Linked DNA regions of Homo sapiens: region 1 is linked to region 2. The links are chromatin loops, found by intact Hi-C in ENCODE. Cell type or tissue: OCI-LY7. All regions are shown on one strand.

Region 1 (8,000 bases), 170 kb before region 2:
AGCAAGTATTTATAAAGATATATTAAGAATATACCACATTTTAATGAAGCATAAAAACAAAGCTTCTAAGATTTACAAAGCATGATTGGAAACTTCCCAGAGTCACTATCACACTTCTTCAAGATTACTTCATGAACATGCCATAGCCTATTTAAGGATCAATACATACTGGATGTATTACAATGGGCAAGATGCTTTACTTCTTTGTACCTAAGTGTCTTCTGTAAACTGGAGCTAAAAAATAATACTTACAACACCTTTGAGAACCACTGGTCTAAAAAGCTGTTTAATATATCTGACTGATACACAGACGTAACTGACCATATTAGGGTGAAGCAAGTAGAAATTTAAAGTACCTCTGCTTTACAGTCTATTGCACACACACACTCACTCAGTCACTGACTTGCCAGAAACAATTTGATTGCCTAGGCTAACAACAAAGGAAGTCTACTTTTACAGTAAATGATGTAGCCTGGGGAAATTGGGACAATTTAAAGTCAGAAGTGAACCTAATCCAAACTATATGTCCTATGGAAGAGGAAAGTGAGGTCCAGAGAGATGAGTGCCTAACTCAAAGTCACTACTTGTGAGACTGTCAAAGTCATGGTCAGATCTCAGTATTCTGACTCCCTATCAAGTGCTTTCCACTAGACACACTAATTATTGGTAGCCTGTCTGAGGGAAATAAATCATAGCCCCAAATAGAAGTGGAATCCACGTTGGCACAGTTGGGTGGTGCTACATACTCACACATTCTCAGGATTCACTGAGAAAGTAGGGAAAGTCTTCCAAATTTCCTCACTATACATATTCTACATGTAGAGAATAGAATTTTATACTATACAGGAATCAGTCTTAATAATCTGGTTAACAGGTAGGCTCTCTTCCTCTACACAGCCCTTTACTTGATATGTCCACAGGAATCCTTTTAAATAAGTAGGGGTGCAGATCAACATGGATATGACTATTAGCTCTTCTGACCCATCTCACAAGTCAGTGTCAACAGTTATCTATTACTATAATGTTGTATCCTAGGTAAGAGTCTCCATTATTGTTCTAATTATTTGGAATCTATAAAAAGAGTGGGTATGTGCAGCAAAGAATTAACCTTACCCAAAGAGGGGTCCAGTCTTCGCTCCTGGCTACTGGGAGGTGATCTCTAGGCGCCTGGGATGTCCTGCCTGATAGAAGTGTCTTTGTCTGTGGGCTTTGGCCACCAGACAGTCTATCAACATGATTTATAATGGGTGTTTTGATCCACGCTGTATCAGCTCAGACCTCTGGAGCAGCGGGAAACTAAAAGTATTCAGGAGGGGCTGGAGATTAATGGTCAACCACAAGGGCAGTGTGAGATTGAGCCCCAGTAAAAACTCTGGACATCAAAGCCTCAGATAAGCTTCTCTAGTTGCAATATTCTATGCATATTGTCACATATCATGGCTGGGAGGAAGTAATGCAGGTAATGACGTCAATGACTCCACAGGGATAAGATGACCAAAAGCTCTATGTTTGTACCCCTCCTGGACTCTGTCCTATTCATCTCTTTCCTTGGCTGATTAATTTGTATGCCTTCACTATAATAAAATTGGAGATGTGAGCACAGCACTTCCCTGAGCTCTGCGAATAGTTCTAGTGAATCATTGAATGTGAGGGTGGTGATGGGGCCCCTAAGTTTGTACCCAGCTGGTCTGAAGTGAGGTGGTTCTGGGGACCCCTGAACTTGCAGGTAGTGAGTGTTGAAGTTAGGGCAGTTTTTTGTGGACCGTTCCCTCAGACTTCGCAGTTTGGCTAAACTCATTGCTGCGTGATGGTGAAAGTGAGGGTGAGAAAAGATCAGGTAAGATTAGGTATGATTCTTAATGGGGAAGTCTATGAAATTGGTGAGTTCAGGGGCTTGTATTTGGGAAAAGGTACATTTAGGGAAGTCTCTCCTAGATGGGAGGTAAGAGATCAAAATTCTGCCAGAAAAATTAGATCCCTTTGACGAGTAAGACCCACTTCAGACCAACTGAGTGACAGTCCTGACAGAGTGACCTTAGACAAATGACTTCAAGACTTAGTCAAATGCAGCTATTATATATGTGATAGTTAAAACCGATGATATATGTGGAAATATCTTAAAGTTACCTCACATAAATGTGAAAACAAAATGCCATGATCATTTCAGAAACATCTGAGTGCAACTATTACAAATTGAGCTGTATTGGACAAGACTTTCTTGACATTTCCCCTCTCAAATTAAAAAGGTCTTTCACTAAGTTTTTAAATGTCACATTTTTTCATTCCAAGTTATCTTGATTTTTCTGTGTGTTCTCCAATGAGGAACATTTAGATCTAAAAAACTGGGGTGTTTAAGAAAAGCAATTCACATATTTCAATTTGTCTCCAAATTTCTTATCACCTCCTAGAGTGTCCGATTTGTCTCTCCTCCACTCCCGACGTCATGGGTTCAAATTTTTCAGAATATAACATTTAAAAATGATGCCTCAGCGTGAGGTTAATTTTTCTGAAGTAAAGGTTCCGGGTGAACGGTTTTAGAGTTTTCCCAGAGGCAGAAAGTCCTGCTTCTGGGGCGTAACCTACAGGGTAAGTCACCGGGAGTGTGCTGGGCCGTGGGGGAAGGTCTGGGTGGGCATTTTTGGGAGCCTCTCGCGAGTTGGAGGGAGTCTAGGGGCGGCGCACCAAATGGGTGAGCGTCGGTGAATCGGCGCGCGGGACCTCGCTCGGAAGTGGCGCGGCTGGGCAGGGCAGGGCCGGGGGAAGCCCGTTTCCCACCTGGATTAAGATGGATCCGACAGGGTCGTGGTTTTCAGTGTTCTGTGCCATGGCTAGGTCAGGGAACGGCTACCTCCGCGGAGGCGCGGTTTCCAAGCACGGAAACCTTCAGCCGGAGCCGCTCGTCCCCATGGCAACACCGCGCGCGACCTGGCCTGTTCCACGCTGGGAGCGGAAGGGGGTCTAGGGGCGGGGTCAGGCCAGCCTGGTCATTCCGAGAACGCCCTCTCCGGCCTGTCTCCCCCTCGCGCCGGCGGCCGTGGTGCAGCCCAAGGCGGAAGCGGCTGCCTGACGGAACCGGCTCGCGAGCGCAGCTATGGCTGCTGGCGTACCCTGTGCGTTAGTCACCAGCTGCTCCTCCGTCTTCTCAGGAGACCAGCTGGTCCAACGTGAGTAGATAGGCGCCTGGGCCGACCTCCAAGGCCCCTGAGCCTCAGCGGGCGACGGACCCAGCACCACGGCCTCTCTGGGCCTTGTCCCCGCAGCGGGCCCTGCGTTCTTCCTCCAGTCAGTGGAGGCGCCCAGTCTCCCCAGGTGGCTGCCCCTATCTCTTAATCTCGTGCTTTTCTGCCCACTCGGCCTTCTTCGGCGTTCCTTTCGGCTTCCTGTGTAAAGTGAGACTGATTTCCCGCTCTGCTCAGCCCAGGCCACAGGTTTTTGCGAGGATCCGTTGAGATGAACCTGAAGGCTCTCCGGAAATTGCGCTAGGTTACAGGAGTGTAAGGTGCTGGAATTGTTGATATCGTGATGTTGTTATCCTTGCTGCTCCGGGAGAGAGTGTTTACTCTGAATTCTGAAGTTTATTCTGCGTATTTACTCTGAAGTTTATTCTGCTTCTTAATGTGTACATTATAAGACTTGTTAGCTTTGTCCGCTCCACTCTAGTTATTCACGCCTTTCATCTGAGGCATGGGCTCTCCGCCAACATGAGTTTTTGGGTATGATTGGGCTAGTGCTTTTGCTTGTAGACCCTCATAATGGCTGTCAGACTTACTAACTCTTAAAAGAGAGAACATGGGACTGGATAATAAGCCAACTCTACTAAAGGGCTCTGTGAAGTTGAATTATAGGTAACTCAAGACTTCTGTTTTAAGTGTATGGCTTAGAATCAGAGCAGTGACTTAGCTGTATGATCTCGAGCAAGTCACCTAACCTACCTACATTCCTTCCTTCTTTTCTTTTTTTTTTTTTAAAGAGACGGGAACTTGCTCTGTCGCCCGGGCTGGAGTGCAGTGATGCGATCATAGCTCACTTCAGCCTCGAACTCCTGGGCTCAAGCGATCCTCCTGCCTCAGTCTCCCGAGCAACTGGGACTGCAGGCTCACACCACGAACCCTGGCTAATTTTTTTATTTTTTGTAGAGCCAGAGTCTTGCTATGTTGCTCAGGCTGGTCTCCAACTCGTGGTTTCAAGTGATCCTCCTGTCTTGGCCGCCCTAAGTGCTGAGATTACAGGCGTGAGCCACTGTGCCTGGCTACCCTTCACTTTCTCTTTTCTCTCCTTTTTTTTATTTTTGTTTTGAGATAGGGTCTCACTCTGCTGCCCAGGCTGTAGTGCAGTGGCGTTATCTCGGCTCACTGCAACCTCTGCCTCCTGGGCTCAAGCCATCCCCCTACCTCAGCCTCCCAAGTATCTGGGACTACAGGTGTGTGCCACCACGCCCGGCTAATTGCCCCCCCCCCCCCCCGTCATACGGGGTTTGGCCATGTTGCCCAGGCTGGTCTGGAACTCCCGGGCTCAAGTGATCTGCCTGCCTTTGCCACCCAAAGTGCTGGGATTACAGGTGTGAGTCACCACCGCGCCCGGCCCCTTCACCTTCTATCTATAAAATAGGGATAATTTTCGCAAGATTGTGCTTATCCCCGAGTCTGGCACATAGTAAACATTTGATAAATCATAGACATTATTATTAAGGCACATTACTATCTCTGTAACCCTCAATTTCCTGATCCTTAAAATGGGGCATATGAGCCTATTTCAGGAGTATTTGAAGGACAGATGATGTGACATTTTGAACACACTTTGTAAACTGTAAAGCATTGTATAATTATAATTTCTTTGCTACACCTGTCAAATGACAGAATTAGGTAAGATGTCCCTTCAGTGCAGATATTATATGACTTAGTTATCATTTGTGATCACTTAGAAAGTTCCTTGCTAGGGTAAAAGCTTAATTATAGCATTTAACTAAGTGGTTACTAACTGGTCTAATTAGGCCATTTTCTTACCTTTAAGCAGTGCTCCTTCCTATTTTCTCCCTTCCCTCCTTTCTTCCTTCTTTTCTTCCTTCCTTCCTCTTTTTTCTTTAATTGTTTCATTGTAAAACTAGTGCATACTAAGTAAAATTTAGCATACAGAGAAAAGAAAATAGCCATAGTCTCATTACCCAACTACAAATACTGCTAACATTTCTTTCCAGTCTTTTTTTCCATTGCAGTTTCTTAAAAAGAAATAATTGTAATTACATTTAATACACAATTTTTTCTGTTTTTAAAAATTTTTTAAATACACAGTTCTTATCCTCAGATTTATCAAAAATTAGTTTCTCACATATATCCATCTAGTGAATAAACCAGAATTTGCTCAAGATTCTTAAAGATGTAACTAACTTTCCAAAAGACTTACATGCATTAGGAATCCTATTAGCGATACATGGAAGTCTTTTCAAGACAATCTCAGGAATATTAATTATTCTAAATGCTATGGTGCTCTGTTGTGTGCTTTAATGATCCCAATCGGCAAACATGGTCCCTGCCTTGAAGTAGCTGATTACCTGTAGTTAGCAAATAGTAACATTGTACTTCTGTAAAGTGTATTAGCATTATTGGGGGTAAAATTAATTCTGTAAAATAATCCATTTTATCTCTGTATATAAAATGCTCTTAGATAATTCCAGTTCGGGTTAAGATCAGATGACCTTTCCATTGCAACTCGTTACTGTCGTGTAGTAAAAAATAAAAGAAGAACAGCTAGTGAGCAGATTACTTGAATAAGGAAAAGTGAACCATAAAAGAGGGCTTATAATTTCTTCCAAGGTTGTGAATAGGGTAGCAGTGGATAGCGTTAAAATGAAGTATTTGCTGAGCATTCATTCTTTGACTATAATTAAAGCTGGGATTAAATTAATCACAGGTTGACTCTAATTTTGAGGTAAGAGATGGAGCCCGCATAATATTTTGTCAAGTGTTCGGTGATATTAGGCCGTGGAATAGTTTTGGATTGAATTGGATCTACCTTTTTGGGAAAGTTTGGTTCTACTTCATGTATCAGCGAGAGAAACCTTTAGGGTTCTCCAATTTCTCTTTCTTTGGACATCTGATCTATCTTAGTGCTTTTAACCACCAGTGGGAAATATAACCAAGTAACAGCTTATTAGAATTATTCTTAAAACAGTCCAAATGCAGTGGTGCATGCTTGGAATTCCAACACTGTGGGAGGCCAGGACGGGAGGATCACTTGAGCACAGGAGTTCAAGACCAGCCTGGGCAACATAGGGAGACCTAGTCTCTACAAAATAAAAATAAAAATGTTAACAAATTAGCCGGGCATAGTGGTATGTGCCTTTCGTCCTAGCTCCTTGGGAGGCTGAGGTGGGAGGATTGCTTGAGCCTGGGAGATCGAGGCTGTAGTGAGTTGTGATGGTGCTACTGCCCTCCAGCCTAGGTGACAGAGTGAGACCCTGTCTCAAATACACACACACACACACACACAGACACACACACACACACACACGCACTTAAAATAAGAATCAGTAGGCCTCTACTATGCATAAAGTGCATGCATGGACTTCATTAGAAACTTTTTCTTTTTGTCACTCAAAGGCCTTATTTGCAGTATTCTGGGTGGATGTCTGACATCGGATAAAAGGGGCATTACTGACGGGGTAGATTTTTTATTTTATTTTATTTTATTTTAATTATTGAGACGGAGTCTCACTCTGTTGCCTGGGCTGGAGTGCAGTGGCACGATCTCGGCTCACTGCAAGCTCCGCCTCCTGGGCTCGCGCCATTCTCCTGCCTCAGCCTCCTGAGTAGCTGGGACTACAGGCGCCCACCACCAAGCTCGGGTAATTTTTTGTATTTTTTAGTAGAGACGGGGTTTCACTGTGTTAGCCAGGATGGTCTCCATCTCTTGACCTCGTGATCTGCCCGCCTCAGCCTCCCAAAGTGCTGGGATTACAAGCATGAGCCACCGCACCCGGCGACAGGGTAGATTTTTTAAAGGGAAATGAAGCCTCAGGATGCTTGAGGGACTTGTAATACACGATATGAGAGCAAATATCTACTCCATGGCCAGAGCTCTTTCCACCTCACATATATTTTACAAAAGTTTTACTTTATTCTGGAAAAGTATATTCTGATGAATATTTATTAAACACAGAGACAGTCTCTGTTCCAGTTACTGCAGCTAAAATAATGCCTAAGATACTGTTCCTGCCCTTGAGAGGAATGTAGAAAGTGTATCCTCCATGTGCCAGGCATGGTGGCTCACGCCTGTAATCCCAGCACTTTGGGAGGTTAAGGCAGGCAAATCACTTGAGGTCAGGAGTTCAAAACCAGCCTGGCCAACATGGAGAAACCCCGTCTCTACTAAAAATTCAAAAATTAGCTGGGCACGGTGGTGCGTGCCTATAATCCTAGCTACTCAGGTGGCTGAGGCAGGAGGGTCACTTGAACCCAGCAGGCAGAGGTTGCAGTGAGCCGAGATCATGCCACTGCACACCACCCTGGGTGACAGTGGGACCCTGCCTCAAAGTCTCCAGTAAAGAAAAAAAAGAAAGAAAGAAAGTGTATGGTCCACCTGTGAAAATATTAAAATGAAGATATGTAAGTTTTAACATCTTACTCTACTTCCCTAGAAGGAACTTTAGATAGAAAAGTCCCTGGAAACTTGTTTGGTTTTAAAGTGTGTAATGCCAACTCAGCAACTGTAGTTCATTCAGTTTCTACATCTGAACAAAATTCTTCCTTTTAGTGAAATGTAGAAATTTAGAGCTCTTATAATCATAGCAAGCATTTATATGTATATCTGTACTCTTCCCAAACATGTTTTCACATTTAGTTTGGTCTTTGTATCCCTGTGAAGGTAGGTTGTGTCCATTTTGCAGATGAAGAAACTGTGCTTTGGAAATACTAAATGACTTGCCCAGGTGCTGGAGCATATGTTCAAATTCAGGATTTATATGCATAGGAATGTGTGAATGTAATGTGTTGAGATTCCTTAGC
Region 2 (8,000 bases):
TCTCTAACCAACCTGTGAACACGTTTCCCTTCCTTCCTGTATTTTTATGGCACTACGGTTGGAATGCAGCCGGTGCCTAGAAGCACAGAAAACCTGTGCTTCAGGCTAAATTTGAATTCCTCTTTGCCTGCAGACTGATTTCCCCTACCCTGGGAGTCGGTTCTCAGGGGAGGTCTCATTTCACCCTGGGACGCTCCATGAGGGCAGAGCTATGTGTGACCATCCTCATCAGCAACGCATTGCAGCTCCTGGACCACTGTGTCTGATGGCACCACCACCAACAAAAGAAGCTCAGTAAATATGTGATGAATTAAACAACAATGATAATACAATTAAATAGGTCATTAAGGAATGGTTCCCCTCTGAAGGCAGAGCATCAGATGAAAACTTAGATTTGTCCCCCAGGAAAATATATGCATTGAGAAAACAGCCAAAGGCAAGAAGCCAAGGAGAGTTCAGAGGGCTATCATGAAAATCTGAGACTGGCCAGGCACGGTGGCTCATGCCTGTAATCCCAGCACTTTGGGAGGCCGAGGCAGGCAGATCACGAGGTCAGGAGATGGAGACCATCCTGGCTAACACAAAGAAACCCCGTCTCTACTAAAAATACAAAAAAAAAAAATTAGCCAGGTGTGGTGGCAGACGCCTGTAGTGCCAGCTACTCGGGAGGCTGAGGCAGGAGAATAGCATGAACCCCGGAGGCAGAGCTTGCAGTGAGCCGAGATCGCATCACTGCACTCCAGCCTGGGCGACAGAGCGAGACTCCATCTCAAAAAAAAAAAAAAAAAAAAAAAGAAAAAAAAAGAAAATCTGAGAACGGATACACAGATTCTTTCAGATTCTCCCTTCAAGCTTGTCATTTTGTAGAAGAGAAGACCAACACCCAGGAAGTCAAGTTGACTTCCCCAAAGTCATAAAGCCCATCTCCACCAGCAAGAGAGGCCAAGGACCCTCAACCTCACCCAGAAAACAGGATGCTAAGATCACAGTTTCTTTGGGTCTCATTTTATTTGTTCACTTGCTAATTCAACACTTTTTAGAACCTGGGGGCTCCAGTAATCATGAACATCAGAGTAGGTTGTGTGAGGAGAAAGAAGAAGAAATGGCAAACATTCAATTTCAGATATTGTAGGGATGTTCAGGTATTGTCCAGAGAGCAGCTGGAGCTGAGGGGTCCCTAGCTCTGGAGAACTGCAGATCTGGAAGATATCCCCACATTGAAAGCACACGAAACCCAGGGAGAGCAGAAGTAGTTTGAACTGCAATTCTGACTCAGCCCAGCTGGGCAGAATGATGTCCAGCATATGGTTTGATTTTCTCATCGTTGAAGTTAAAGCAGATAGCAAAAAATAAAAATAAAAAAACACAGTGGCCAAAAGATGACATTTAAAAAGATCCCTGGATCAAAGCCTTTTTGTGAGTACTGTTATTTCATCCTCCTCCTAACGGTAACCACTTCCCACATGAACCCCAGTAAGGCAACCGTGCAGCCCACAAGAGAGATAGAAATATGACCACACTTCCCTCTTATAAACAGGCGATGGTAAACATCTGAGACCACTGGTCCACAGCCGTGGTTAAACAAAGGGTTGGGGGCACCCTGGCATGGCCGTCAGGGCCTCCGTCTCCCCAACAGGCTGACGCTCTATGAGTGGTGAACTTGGACCATTAACTTCAGAACTGAGGCAAACAGAACCAGCCTCGCACTGCGGCAACTTCGTCTGGTTTCATGCCCCGGCTCACCTGGCCACTGCTTCTGGAAACTGAAGAATTTTCCAGGAAAGTAGCTGTTGGTTCCAGGCCCATGCTCAAAGGCACCTCTCTCTGCTCCACCAGGACAAGACGGCAGGAAGACAACTTACGTATTTACTGGAGTGCCCACCCCATGCCAACCCTCACCTCTTGGATCAGTAGCAGTGATAGATTCTTTTTTTAAACAATCAGAGCAAAAACTGTAACTCTTTTAATCAAGCAAGAAAAACAAGAAGACCTCAAAAAACTAATTAACTCTGAGATGTTCCCTGGGGTTCCAAGTTATCCCAGCTCCTAGATCAATAGGAAAACAAAACACGAGGCCTTGGGACAGGCTCTGTTTTCTCTGAATTGGAATGAAAGGGCACTTGCACACTTGAAGTTAGTGATTAGCTCTTTGCGACTGAAGACTCAAGGGTATTCCCTATCTGCAGAAAGTTCCGTCCGACGACGGCAAAACTTTATATAATTTGGACAGGACTTTGTTTTTAACCACTAAACATTTATAGAATTTTTATGTCTTCCTATATATATGCTTTCAGAGAAAGTTTCCAGCAGATTCAAAACAAGAGAGATGCACAAAGATACTAAACATGCAATTAAACTGCATATGGTTTTGAAGCTAGAACACAGTGAGAAACTTTAGAAAATTTCCCCTGAGGGAGGAGGCTCTCAGCGCTGTGCCCTGCCCCCACTTCAAACCCTAGGGCAAGTTGTTATCATTTTGTCAACAGGAAAATAAGACTGGTGGAGGGGTGGAGACAGAAATCGCAACTGCTTGAAACCTGAAACAACCTGGCTTGCATCACAAAATGTGTGGCCCTGGGCATGGCATTCAGAGGCCCAGACAGTCCCCCTGCTCTGTTTCTCAGGTCCTTTTGTCTCCTTGGGCCTCAATTTAACACCTCTTCCAAAGCTACCAGACTGCCACAATCTACTCAGGAGATACTCCAAACACAATTATAGCACTATCTCTCCACCTGACTGCAAGCTCCATGAGGGCAGACTTACCATCATGTCCTCAGAAGTCAGCAAGACATCATCAGTAAGTGTTCAGGAGTCTCACTTAGCGAAGGAAACCAGCAACCAACAAACATTAATCAGTAAGTTGGTGCCTAAGTAATGGCAGTTTTTGCCATTATTTTCAATGGCAAAAACTGCCATTACTTTTGCACTAACCCAAATAAAATTTACTAAGCACCTACCTCCATACTAATCACCCTGATGAGTCAAAGGAATAGCCTGGGCCCTTGACCTCGAGAGGCTTCTGAGGGTCCATTATTTCTGTCATTGACTGCATGTGATACAATACTGACCAACAAGATACCAGGAGGCTCCCGGGGAAGGTTTTCTTCCTAAAGAGACCCCCAAGGAATAGGAGCCCTTTTCTGCCCTTGGATGCAACGTTTATAGACGGTAATATCTGCAACAGTTGTGGCCACCCTTGGACCAACAGGAGACAAGCTTGAAGAGAATATGGCCAGGAGGAAAGATGTAAGGCTCCTGAGACCTTCTGATGCCTGACTTTCCTGCTTCTAGCCTTCTTAGTGGAAGTAATAAGCCCTCTTATGATTGAAGCTATTTGTTGGGTTTCAAGTCACTTTTGGCCAAAAGCATCCTGATACAGCAATGCTGGGCTCCGATACAGAATGTGGGATGGACTCACGACGGAAGGGGCCAACTGGCTTACTGCGGCACACAGGCATGAAGGACTGAGGGCCTCAGCTGGGGAAGGGAGGCTGGCAAGGGTAAGAAGAGCTGTAACTCAGGAGACTCAAAAGCCGCTTCCAGCCTTACCCACAAGATGGCCTAGTCATCCCCATGACACCAGGGCTCAGTTCCCACGATGACTATCTGATGCACTGGAGCATAAGTAATGAATACTCTCTGTCCATGCCACCCCCACACATGCCTCCGCGTGTCTGTGGGGTAGCAAAAGGGGAAATGCATCGTGTTCTATTTATAAGACCCAGCTGAGCCACAAAGGCTAACGACAGGGGCACTGTAGTATCAGCTGAAGCTCTCCAAACAGGTGCCAAGTTTGGTTTGAATTTATATTTCACATTTCTCAGGCTGAAACCGTTCCTCTCTGTCATTCCAACTGCTCTCCTTGGAGCTCACCCGACATGGCCTCGCCCACAGCAACAGTCTGGTTGGAGAGTTGAGAGAACTCAAGTCCCTCTCCAGACTTCCAATAAATTATCTGGGGCAAGAGAAGGAGGATGAGGTTTGGATGATCGCGGAAACAAACCCTGAGAGCCCAAAGCAGGAGTGAAACAGCACAGCCCTTACATGTTCTCTGCAGAATTCCGTTGGCAGGGAGGGGTTATTCGGGGCCACGTGCTTGCTCCGCAGCGGCCCTGGCACATTCCATGCACTGACCACAATCAAAGAGAAAGAAAAGGCATGCTTACTGTTATTTTTAATTCCTTCCTCAAGGCCTTCCAAAATTCTTCAGCAGGATTATCCACTAAACTTTCACCACTCCCAGCCAATAGTCCCTTTGAAGCCCAGAGCTAAAGTAAAGTGGAGAGCAGGAAAAGTCAGGTCCCAGAAGTCTCTGCTCTTGGCCATTAAATATCATCCAAGTTGCACTGGGCCTAGTGGCATCTCCCGGACTTCAAAGGGACAGGGCCTGATGATGGTGCCGACATAGTAGAGCCACGTGAATGCCCTGCCACTGCCACCCCCACCTGCTCCATACACACCTGACCTTGACCTCCACCTCCTTTCCCTTCAGTAGTAGACATCAGCATAGCCAAATGTTCCCTAACTCATACTCCAGTTAATTAAGCTCTAGTGCTAACTTTACCATGTTTTCAACATCTCGTCCAGTTTTAAAATATTACATTGCCAACTTGTTGCATGACCTTGGGCAAGTCCTTTCACTTAGAATAGCAGGACATAATTTGCACATTCCCTTCCACTTAAGCAACAGCACATGAGCTGGCGGATCCAATTCTCCATTACCTTGGTCAGGTATCAAGACCAGAGGCAGGGTGACTATTACCCAGGTTTGCCTGGACGGTCCTGATTTATGGCCAAGGACCGTAATTAATAGTGGCCATAATTAATAATGCTGCCCCTTTTCACTCTTGGAAACATCCTGGTTTGTTTGATAAATTATGTAGTCACCCTAGATTCTAGAAGGTGTAGAGCTTCAGTGGCAAATCCAGCTCCAGCCCTTAGCCTGAGACTTAAAGCAACTTACCTAAGTAATCTGAACCTTGTTTCTGTCATTTACCAAATGAGAATAATGATAGCAGTGTCATAGCTTTTTGTATGAGGACAACAATGGCCATCCTTTCTTGAGGGGCTATGGGGTAGAGCTCAGAGAACTAGGAACCAGAGACCAGAGTTAAGATTCCTGTTCTGCCACTGACCCCTCAATGCTTCAGCCTCCTCCTCTGTAAACATAAATACATAAGTACCCAGAGTACTGTAGGTAAGTAAATAAGATCAAGGAGATCACCCCCTCTGGCATACACTCAGCATGCAGTTGACACTCAGTCCATGCAACACGTACCAGGATCACCCCATGTGAGTGGGCTTAGGTGATTTGCTAACAGTCAACACTGCTGACTCGACCATCTTCTGAGTCAAATGCTTGGACATGGCCAAGAGTAACAGCTCACCTAAGCTTCTAGTACAAGGCACCAGAGCCTATGTGCCCCGAGCTCATATTCCAATATAATTTTGTGCAATATTTATGATTGTCTCTAAGGTCTCTGTGGAAATCTGGGTGTGAACTTAGAAGCCTTAACTCCCATCTCTGTCAGAAAGGGTTTTTAGCAGTATTAGTGAGTTCTACACCATAAAGAAATAATATGCGGGGGGCGAGGTGCGGTGGCTTACACCTGCAATCCCAGCAATTTGGGAGGCTGACGCGGGCAGATCACCTGAGGTCGGGAGTTCGAGACCAGCCTGACCAACATAGAAAAACCCCGTCTTTACTAAAAATACAAAATTAGCCAGGCATGGTGGTGCATGCCTGTAATCCCAGCTACTCGGGAGGCTGAGGCAGGAGAATAGCCTGAATCCGGGAAGCAGAGGTTGCCGTGAGCCAAGATCACGCCTTTGCACTCCAGCCTGGGCAACAAGAGCGAAACTCCGTCTCAAAAAAAAAAAATAATAATATGTGACATTGCAAAACATTTCACAGCTTGCAAGAAGCTTTTAATCTAAAATAAATCTAATCTGATTTAAGTAAATAACTTCAATAACATCCCTCCTTGAGGGAGGTCATTGTTTTTCCCATTTTACTGATGAGGAAAAGGAAGCTCAAATAAGTTAAACAACATGTCCACAGTCACCACCGCAGTAAGTTGGGGAGCAGGGATTTGAACCCAGGGCACTCCGCAGCAATAGGCTGCCCCTGGTCTTGCCTTCAGTTAAGAGGTTTCTAGCAATGTTTTCAAAAACAGCCCATGAAGTAGAATCAGTCCTTGGACATGAAACTCAATCTTTTAAAAACCCAGCAACTTAAACCACCACCACCACCACCAAGCTGACCCTCTAAAGGCGAGGTAAATAATAACCAATCTCTCAATGATAAAAGGAATGAAGAATACTGATTTAAACATGCTGTTTTAGTCTCTCATTAAGGAATATAATCTGTTTTCAATAAACATACATCCTGCTATGGGTCTGCAGTACTGAATTTAGGTAGTTTCCACTGATTGCAGTGTGGTCTGGAATTGGAAAGCCTGGCCTTGATTGATGATCATCAACAAAGAAATTGAAAACACTGACCAGAGACGGTCCATATGAAGGCACTGTGTCAGGCACAGGGAAGACCCAGCAGAGGCCGAGATCTAATTTGGGGGCCTGTGCTTGGGTAGACCAGGCATCTGCATGGAGGCCAGCAACACCCCACTTAGTTTCCCAAGGTATCCATATCAAAAGCCTGACATGACTCACTGGCTAATTACCTGAACGCCTGGGGTCCCTGAGCCCTCCTGGCTGAACAACATGTCTTCTCTCCTGACAGTGAACAAAACACTATCTTCAACCTGCTCCAGACATAGCCTAAAGCTGTCCACATGGTACTGTAAGGGATTATGACTCTGACCTGGATAACTCGGGCAGAAAACCTGCTGTTAACAGCCACTGGGTAAGAGGAGGAAATGAAACAAGAAACGATAGAGTGGTGGCTTTCACCGTGCCACTCCCCTGCTTTAAAATCTCCTGGACACTTACAGAGCAAGGTCCAAACACAAAGTACGAAGTTTGGCAAGCCAAAGCCCTTGACAACATCCTTCTCCAACTCCTCTCTGGCCACTCCCTCATCCACACTCTGGCCACCCTAAACTGTCTTGCCTTCCCTAGATGTCAGGCCCTTCCGCAGTCTGGTCTGTGCTCTGTGCTGCCTCCCACTCCACTCCTACACTCCTATCCATCCTTCAAGGCCCCAATTGAGTATTGCCTCCTCTGTGAAGCCTTCTGATACCTCCAGAAATAGACCTGTTCTTCCTCTAGGCTCCCAAATATTTTGTTTGACCTTCACTATAGTGTCTCTTCCACAGGCCCACCATAACTGTGGTTACTGGTGTCCCTTTTTTGCCTCTGAGCAGTTCAGAGACACAACTTCATCTCTATATCTCTGGTACTTAATAAAGATTTCCAGCAAACAAAGGCACATTCAGTGGTCCAGCTCTCTGCTCCACTTTTTGAATGAGCAGCTATAATATGTAGCACCTTCTCCCTCATCTGCATTAAATTCACTCTGGCCTGGGTTGAGGGTGAGGGAAATCAATTCCTGTGAACATCTCCAAAATGCTACCCATATAATGGTGCCACCTGGACTGGGATTCAGTTGTGGCCACGCAACTGAGCGGATGCTACAAAAATAAATACATACATACATACATACGTACATACATACATACATACAGAAATGCCTGCCCTAAGAGCAAAAATACAGAGGAAGGCCTACACACCATATGTAGTATTTAAAGACAAATCAAGGTAACAAACGGTTACACAGAATGCGTTCTATCATCCTGCCTTGACCAATACTTTAATAAGTCCAGGTTTGAGTTTAGGATTCCCTGACCTCTTGGTTTCACAATGGAATGTGGAAGCTCAGAGAGACCCAGCCCAAGATCTCAGCCCACCCCTAGCACCACCCATAACTTTCAGAGGCCTTGTGCACACCCAAGTAGAGTCCCCAGGCCACAAGTCCAAGCTCTAGCCAATTCCTTCATGCCCCTGCACCCCTTGCCCAGCCATTGGTCCCACAGGTACAC

The links. Peaks named below come from ENCODE experiments on the same cell type or tissue, not always from the same donor. Only the 100,000 strongest peaks of a DNase experiment are listed, where the experiment ranks them.
Region 1: it touches region 2 in a loop (3-fold over the local background); 8 of 110 quality-filtered maps call a loop at or near these places.

What each region holds. Positions count from the first base shown.
Region 1 is chr15:67,249,723-67,257,722 of GRCh38, reverse strand. It overlaps AAGAB (alpha and gamma adaptin binding protein), which reads left to right and starts at 3,062. Exons shown (of 10, transcript NM_024666.5): 1 at 3,062-3,164. The coding sequence starts at 3,092. It overlaps IQCH (IQ motif containing H), which reads right to left and starts at 2,937. Exons shown (of 21, transcript NM_001031715.3): 1 at 2,776-2,937. The coding sequence starts at 2,826. RefSeq lists an enhancer at 3,002-3,321. In OCI-LY7, no CTCF peak of the experiment used is centred here; a DNase peak (open chromatin) is centred at 3,002; H3K4me3 peaks cover 3,236 bases; H3K27ac peaks cover 1,099 bases.
Region 2 is chr15:67,076,865-67,084,864 of GRCh38, reverse strand. The region is part of intron 1 of SMAD3 (SMAD family member 3); the gene reads right to left. Among named protein-coding and RNA genes, the nearest start is that of SMAD3, 15 kb to the right of the region's middle. RefSeq lists enhancers at 1,096-1,175, 1,646-1,765, 2,523-2,662. In OCI-LY7, CTCF peaks have their summits at 3,353 and 3,556; DNase peaks (open chromatin) are centred at 884, 1,514, 2,504, 3,644 and 2 weaker places; H3K4me3 peaks cover 6,572 bases; H3K27ac peaks cover 7,865 bases.